Linked DNA regions of Mus musculus: region 2 is linked to region 1. A link is a contact called in ENCODE POLR2A ChIA-PET data. All regions are on one chromosome and are shown on one strand. The core of a region is the stretch at or near the end of the contact, and the rest is flanking DNA. Distances in the headings are between cores, read along the strand shown. Region 1 holds the start of Aldoa (aldolase A, fructose-bisphosphate). Region 2 holds the start of Cdipt (CDP-diacylglycerol--inositol 3-phosphatidyltransferase (phosphatidylinositol synthase)).

Evidence for each region. ChIA-PET counts read pairs that join two places held with the same protein, here RNA polymerase II (POLR2A).
Region 2: POLR2A ChIA-PET joins it to region 1 with 11 read pairs in Patski. The contact joins the promoter of Cdipt here to the promoter of Aldoa in region 1. POLR2A ChIA-PET finds 5 or more read pairs at or near these places in 4 of 5 experiments (Patski and embryonic stem cell).

What each region holds. Positions count from the first base shown.
Region 1 is chr7:126,797,932-126,801,045 of GRCm38, reverse strand. It overlaps Aldoa (aldolase A, fructose-bisphosphate), which reads left to right and starts at 1,792. Exons shown (of 9, transcript NM_007438.4): 1 at 1,792-2,001.
Region 2 is chr7:126,974,430-126,977,710 of GRCm38, reverse strand. Cdipt (CDP-diacylglycerol--inositol 3-phosphatidyltransferase (phosphatidylinositol synthase)) reads right to left here and starts at 1,253. Exons shown (of 6, transcript NM_026638.4): 1 at 905-1,253; 2 at 659-793. The coding sequence starts at 947. It overlaps Cdiptos (CDIP transferase, opposite strand), which reads left to right and starts at 1,865. Exons shown (of 6, transcript NM_001362232.1): 1 at 1,865-1,885; 2 at 2,320-2,404; 3 at 2,627-2,771; 4 at 2,999-3,032; 5 at 3,201-3,258. The coding sequence starts at 2,324.

The sequences.
Region 1 (3,114 bases), core at 543-3,042:
GGTGGGTGCTCCTCAGCCCCTCTGCTTACCCACCTCTCTCTTCTCCTTTAGGGTTGGGCCCCTCGATGCCCTGGCTGCTGCCCACTGTGTGACTGTGCCTGTGCCTGCCAGCTCCCAGACTGCCAGAGCCTCAACTGCCTCTGTTTCGAGATCAAGCTCAGATGAAAGATGGGGCTGGGGACGTTGTTCTTTGGGGAGTGGCCAGTCCCCAGGGCCCCCTCTATGATCCTCAGGACATCATTACTGGAGCTACTGCACTGGAGCTATGGATGGCAGGCCCAGCCTAATTACCTGGGAACCTTGAGTTCTCTGAAAGGCAGGATTCTGAGAGCCCTTGGACCGCTGAAAAGGGCCTGATGCTCTGGCCAGTGCCCCTGCCTTTCTTCCTCTCCCTTCCCTGATAAACTATTGTATGTGAGGGTGAGGATGCAGGACATTGCTCACCCAGGCAACAGTGTGGGAGGTTTCTGCCAACCTGGACTATCAGGATAAAGGGATGGCCAGCCACACCCTGCCTTTAGACTCCTGGTTATTTTAAGAGGTGAGTATCCTGCCTGCATCTGCTCTCCTTTGGAAAAAAAAAAAAAGTACAACCACCAGCAGGCACCAGAGTCAAGGGAGGAGGGAACCAGAGGAGGCAGTGGGAGGCAATATCTAGATGTTTTCCCTTCTTGTTCTGCCTTACAGATCCTGGACCTGAGACTGATTTCTTGACTAATTTCACTGTATTTCCAAGGAAGAGGTTCCTCTAAAGACCGGTGAGTGAGCAGTGGCACCTCCTCCTCTCAAGGCAAACCAAAGCTGCCTCTTCTTCACCCCCCACGCAGGGATGAATGTCAGGAGCCTCAGGTTTCCCTAAATATAGGTCCCGGCCGCGGGATTCGTGGTGGGGAAAGGGCAGGGGTTACCGAGAAGGTCTGGGACACTGGTGCGGGGGTGTGTAGGGGAGGGGTGGGGAGTAGGAGCTGCCTTAAAACCCAGCCCTGGACTGCCGGGCTCACTCTCTGCTGACCGGGCTCTGCGGCTTCTGTCACTGCGCCACAGGTGGGCCGCTATCCGGATTGCAGGATGGGAATGGGGGTTGCGGATTGGGACCTGAGGAAACTGAGTGCTCTGAGAGTTACAGGGTGACAAGAGAGCTCCGAGACGGATTTTTTTATTTTGGAGAAGGAAATCAGGTTCGGGAAAGACCTGTCTGGCTTGGGCCAGTCCTTGTCGGTCATTTCCTCAAACTGGGTGTGTTTAGCTCGCGGGTGGTGCCTCCCGCCAATCTGCTAGGCAACGCCAGGCCTGGATACGCCACTCAGTTCCGATGTGGCCGGCACACTAGTTCTGGGAGGTTTTGCCTGCGTACCATGTCAGCTGCGCCGTGCTCTGGCCAGGGAGAGATGGAACGCGCCCTGCATTTTAGTCAAGCGACGAAGCAGGCAGGCAGGGAGGCTCCGAAGCTCTGCGTTCTTAGCAGTGACGTCAGGCTGCAACTACACAGCCGGAAGCCAGGGGTCTTGGAGGAGAGGCCAGCCACCATCTCACTCTGACCCCCTCCCTACTCTTCGCCAACCCACATTCCGGCTGAGTCACGATGTTCGCGCGCGCGCCAGGCAGGGGTTGGGGGGGGGGGTGTTGGGGGGGGGGGCCTGGTGACCTGCGGGATGTGGCTCGAGTCACGTCCTAGCGGGGCGGAGGAGGGATCGTGTTCTAGCCGCTTGTCTCCTCCCCAGTGCCGCCTCCTATCGGAGCATCTTGGGGCGGTGCTGCGCACAGTGCCCACCTTCAATTGGACGGTTCCCGTCCCTGCAAGGGAAAAAACCTGCAGAGGGCGGAGCGGCGCCTTTAAATGTCCGGGGCCCCGCCTCCCGTCCCCCCCAACCCAGCTGAATAGGCTGCGTTCTCTTGGAACGCGCAGCAGAACGAGGTTCTGGTGACCCTAGCCGCGTTCGCTCCTTAGTCCTTTCGCCTACCCACCGGCGTACCAGGCAGACCCACCCCGTCCTGTGCCAGGTGAGCGCCATTTGACACGTGCTCGGGGAAGGGTCTATGGGGTTAGGATCTTGGGCCGGTGGCGGGCAGTGCAGAGCCGTCTTCCCCACGGCCCCTCACTTCTCCTTTTTCTACCCCCACGCTTGCCCCCAGCCCGGGTTCTCCGGCCTGCGCCCTGGCGGTTCGCTGCGCCACGCAGCAACTCAGCGCGCTGAGTCATGCCGGGGGAGGAAGCAAGATGAGGTGGAAAAACAGACCCCTCTTTATTTTTGCAAAAACTCTCCGCTATGCAAAGCATCAGGGTCCCATTTCCTATTCAAGAGATCTCAAGAAGCGATGGGGAGACGGGGGCGATCGGCTCTTACACCGTCTCAGGATTTACGCGATGGGGTGGAGGAAATTGGTTTCCTTTCGGGGGAGCCCCAGGAGAGAAGGCTAAACTCCTCAGCTGCAGTACTCTGTTGCCCATTAACACTTTACTATCTTTCCTTATCTGTGACCTTGATTCTGAGTCTGGAACCGCTGTAGCGTAGAAGTGCACGTGCCTCGTACATCCTTTCCCTCCCCTTCTAACAGTATGGAGGCAAAGGTTTCGTTCTACCTGGGCTCCATAGCCCCTTTTCTGTGCTTCTGATGGCCCTGTGTTTTTCCTAATAATTAATCCTTTTCCTCGAGCTCCTCCCCCGCAACCATCACGAAGAGAGAAGCCTGACCTTGGGGTGTCCTTGAAGCCTGGGCCGGCCCTGGGTGGATTAGAAGGGGCCCCCCCACCTCAGTCGGGAAATCTTGGTTCTCTCTTAACTCTCGCCTTTGGGTTGCTATGTGGCTTTGAGCACAGATCATTTCTTTCTTGGGCTCTTTCAGATGAGGGTATTAGGCTCTCTGCCCTATTCGTGATCCTTAAATTCTAAAATATTCCCGGTTCAATTTTGTTTCTAGGCAAGGTGACCCATGGCAACGCGCAGGCCAGATGGGTCCAGCTTCAACATGACCCGCCTGTCCCTGGCTCTGGCTTTTTCCTTTCCCCCAGTTGCCAGTGAGCAACCCCACTCTGAGCTGGGCAACACCCAGCAACAGACAGAGTTAGGAAAGGTACAGGAAGAGGCAGGTCTAGTATAGGGAAGTCGGGAGTAG
Region 2 (3,281 bases), core at 4-2,503, 180 kb before region 1:
ATATATATATAGCCTGAAGAGGACATTGATTCCTTGGAACTGGTGGTTGTAAGCCATCATGTTGGTTCTGGGAATCAAATCTAGGTCCTCTAGAAGAACAGTAAGCATTCTTTCGGTTTTGTTGTTGTTGTTTGTTTTGTTTGCTTTGTTTGTTTGTTTTTGAGACAGGGTTTCTCTGTATAGCCCTGGCTGTCCTGGAACTCACTTTGTAGACCAGGCTGGCCTCAAACTCAGAAATCTGCCTGCCTCTGCCTCCCAAGTGCTGGGATTAAAGGCGTGCGCCACCACCGCCAGGCAGCAGTAAGCAGTCTTAACCTCTGAGAACAAACTTAGCCTTCAGCCCCAATCACTTATTTTTGCAGGATTTTACTGTGTAGTCCTGGCTCACGTGGTACTCAATATGACTTCTGACTTGGAGCAATCTACCTACCTTATCAGTGCTGGCATTACAAGCATGAGCCATTATGCCACACCCGAATGGAATTCCATGCTCACAGCTATGCAGGGTCTAGGTCTTCCACACCCATCCCAAACAGAGATCAATCATCAAGAGCAAGCTTATATCCTAGGCAGCTCTCAACGAGGTTCTGAGAAAGCAGGGAAAGGACAGAGGATGTTGGGACCCCAGTTAGTGCTGGTGGTGGTAAAGTTCTGTCACCTTGATTAAGGGCTCGAGCTGCGTGTCCATCGAAAGCGTCTAGGAGTCCGCTGAGTAGATAGAAGGAGGAGGCCGTGAAGGGGCAGCAGGGCATAAAGTAGAAGGAAATGATGGCGAAGACAATCCGGGCATAACCTTGGGATGGGATGGGAGAGGTACAGGGTGTGATTGGGGAGCCAGCTTAGGGTTTCTCGCGCCCCTCCCCACCCCCACCCCGCTGGTTTTGGGGCCGCAGGCAGCACTCACCGATAAGGTTAGGCACGAACAGGAAGATATTTTCCTCTGGCATCTTGGCGGCTCCCCTTGTCGTCTCGGCCCAGGTCTGGAGGGGCAAGGTCTTGGTACCAGCCTTACCAGCGTGGTCTCACCTTTCAGCTCCGGGCATCAGCCGCTCCACCTGAGCCCTGGGCCCAGTTCCCCCGGGCAATCCCAGCTGTTAGAGCCCGCAGGGCGCCGGGGTGCGGGACACCCCTGGGCACAGCTCACGCACACCTGGCCTTCCGATGGGCAGGAGCTGACGTCTCCAGCAGCGGGCTCCGCAGCTCCGCTGCGCCTGGCTTCTGGAGCCTACTCTTCTGTCCGGGACGTTAAGAACATCGGAAGAAGGAGAGAGCGGCTTTTAAATATAAATAAATTAATTAAATAAATAATGGCTGAGGTCCCTTTAAGGCCGGCCTGCTTCCTTTTCCTGCCGGGGCCCCTAGGCTTCGGCTCGTACCAACGCACAGGGGAGGGGAGAGACTCGAGAGCCAGCCGCAAAGGAAGAAACTGGAAAGGGAGCAGCAGAAGAGACCTGAGAGGGAATCTGCATTTTGCATTTCACAGAGGGCGTAAACTCCTGGAGGCAACCGTAAGGCGTAGAGATTACTCCGTCCCGAGTCTGCGCCTCCCCAAGAGATTGGGTGACTTAGTACAGCCCACATCGCTTCCCCGCCCGCGACGCTTGCGATCCTCGTCGCTCTCCGGGACCCAGGCTGGGAAGAGGTGGCTAGAGAGGCTCCGAGCATGCCTGCCGCTTGCTTCTAGCGCCGCCCTGGTGGTGGGAGGATTAGAGCCCAAGTTCCACCCTAACGCCTTTCCATCTCCTAAATGCCTTGATATAACTCTGGGGTCACCGCCTCCAAGAAGGAATCAGGAGAGCCAGTATGGCACACTAGGACATTGTCCTTAGTTCTAGAACCTCTAGTCTCCTAGCAACGGAACCATAGAACTTCCGTAAACATTTAGGTCTTTATAGCAATCCGGAGCAGCACTTCCCTGGCTCTCCCTCTTCCCAACCTTCTTTCCCGGACTCCCAATCCCCTGAGGCCCATCATAGGGTCCCCTTAGAACTTTCCGTCCCCCCTCCTGCCGAGTACCCTAAGATTTCAACCAATTAGCCGGGTCGGGGACTGCATGTTGGCTGTCTTGCCTAAGGAAGTGCCTTGGCAGAAAAGGAGGAAGAAGGGCTCTGGAGGGAATAGGGAAGGGAGTTGTTCTGAGAGCCCCTCCCTTCAACTTAGTAGGCAAAACAACCAATTTTTTCAAGGACAGAACTGAGTCAGTAGGATGTTTGAGCTATAGTTATGGACTAAATAAATCTGGGGCCCCGGGAGTGGAGTGAGGCGGAATCTGAGGGGGTGTGGGTTGGCTTCTCAGTCTAACAAAAACTTCGTTTCCAGGAGGATGGCATCCACATCTGCCAGGAGTGGGGACAAAAAGGACATCAGGTCATCTCAAGCTGCCGCCTCCTTAGGTGGAGGGCAGGTAAACGACAATGGAAAAGTGAAGGAGATGGGAAGAGCCAGGCAGGGAGCCCTGTCTGAGCCATGAGCCTTGAGCCTTAGCCTTGAGCCTTAACCCTAAGGCCCCACAGACAGCTTTCCAGGTCTAGGGCCTTCTAATACCAGTTTCCCAAGCCAGAGCCTGCAGCCTGGAAGACACCAGACCAATGGGAATTTGCAGACTGAATTCTAACTTCCTTTTCAGAAATTATCCTGCTCTGAAGAATTCCTGACCCGAATCAGCACAGAACTTACAGACGAAGCACTGTTTATTGCTCGCTCCCGTTTGAGTCCTCTGCCCAATAAGGAAAAGAACACAAAAGACCAAGGGACTCAGATATCTAGACATGGTGAACGCTCTCCTTCTTCATCTAGAGACCAGTCCCTGACTCACTCCCAACCATAGCTGCTCTCCCCAGGAATCTTCTGCCTCCTTGCCCATCCTAGGCACAGTGCCCCTTAACTTCTAACTCATTCATTGTCACTACCCAGGAACCCCCTTGTCCCTACCTGCTCTAGCCACAACTCTTCTAAACATGGGGAAAGTTGTTCCTTTAACTGGGGCCTCTAATTCCAGTGTTCTTCACTAAGACCCGAGGCACTGACACCCGGTGAGTGAGGCTCTGTCCTTCTCCCAGGAGCCTGTGGGGAGAGAGCAAGGGTTGACAGCATCCCAGCAGGGTAGGGGGAAGTTTTCAACCATGAAGTTCTATTCTATTCCCTCCTGATGCTCCAGTTCCTGATTCTCAGCCTATTCTGTTGTCTTCTGTCATCTCCAGCTCTGACAAAAATCGAACCCGAACCAAGGCACACCTTCTGCCATCTCCTCGTGAAAAGGTTTGTATGAGGTTATTCAATTC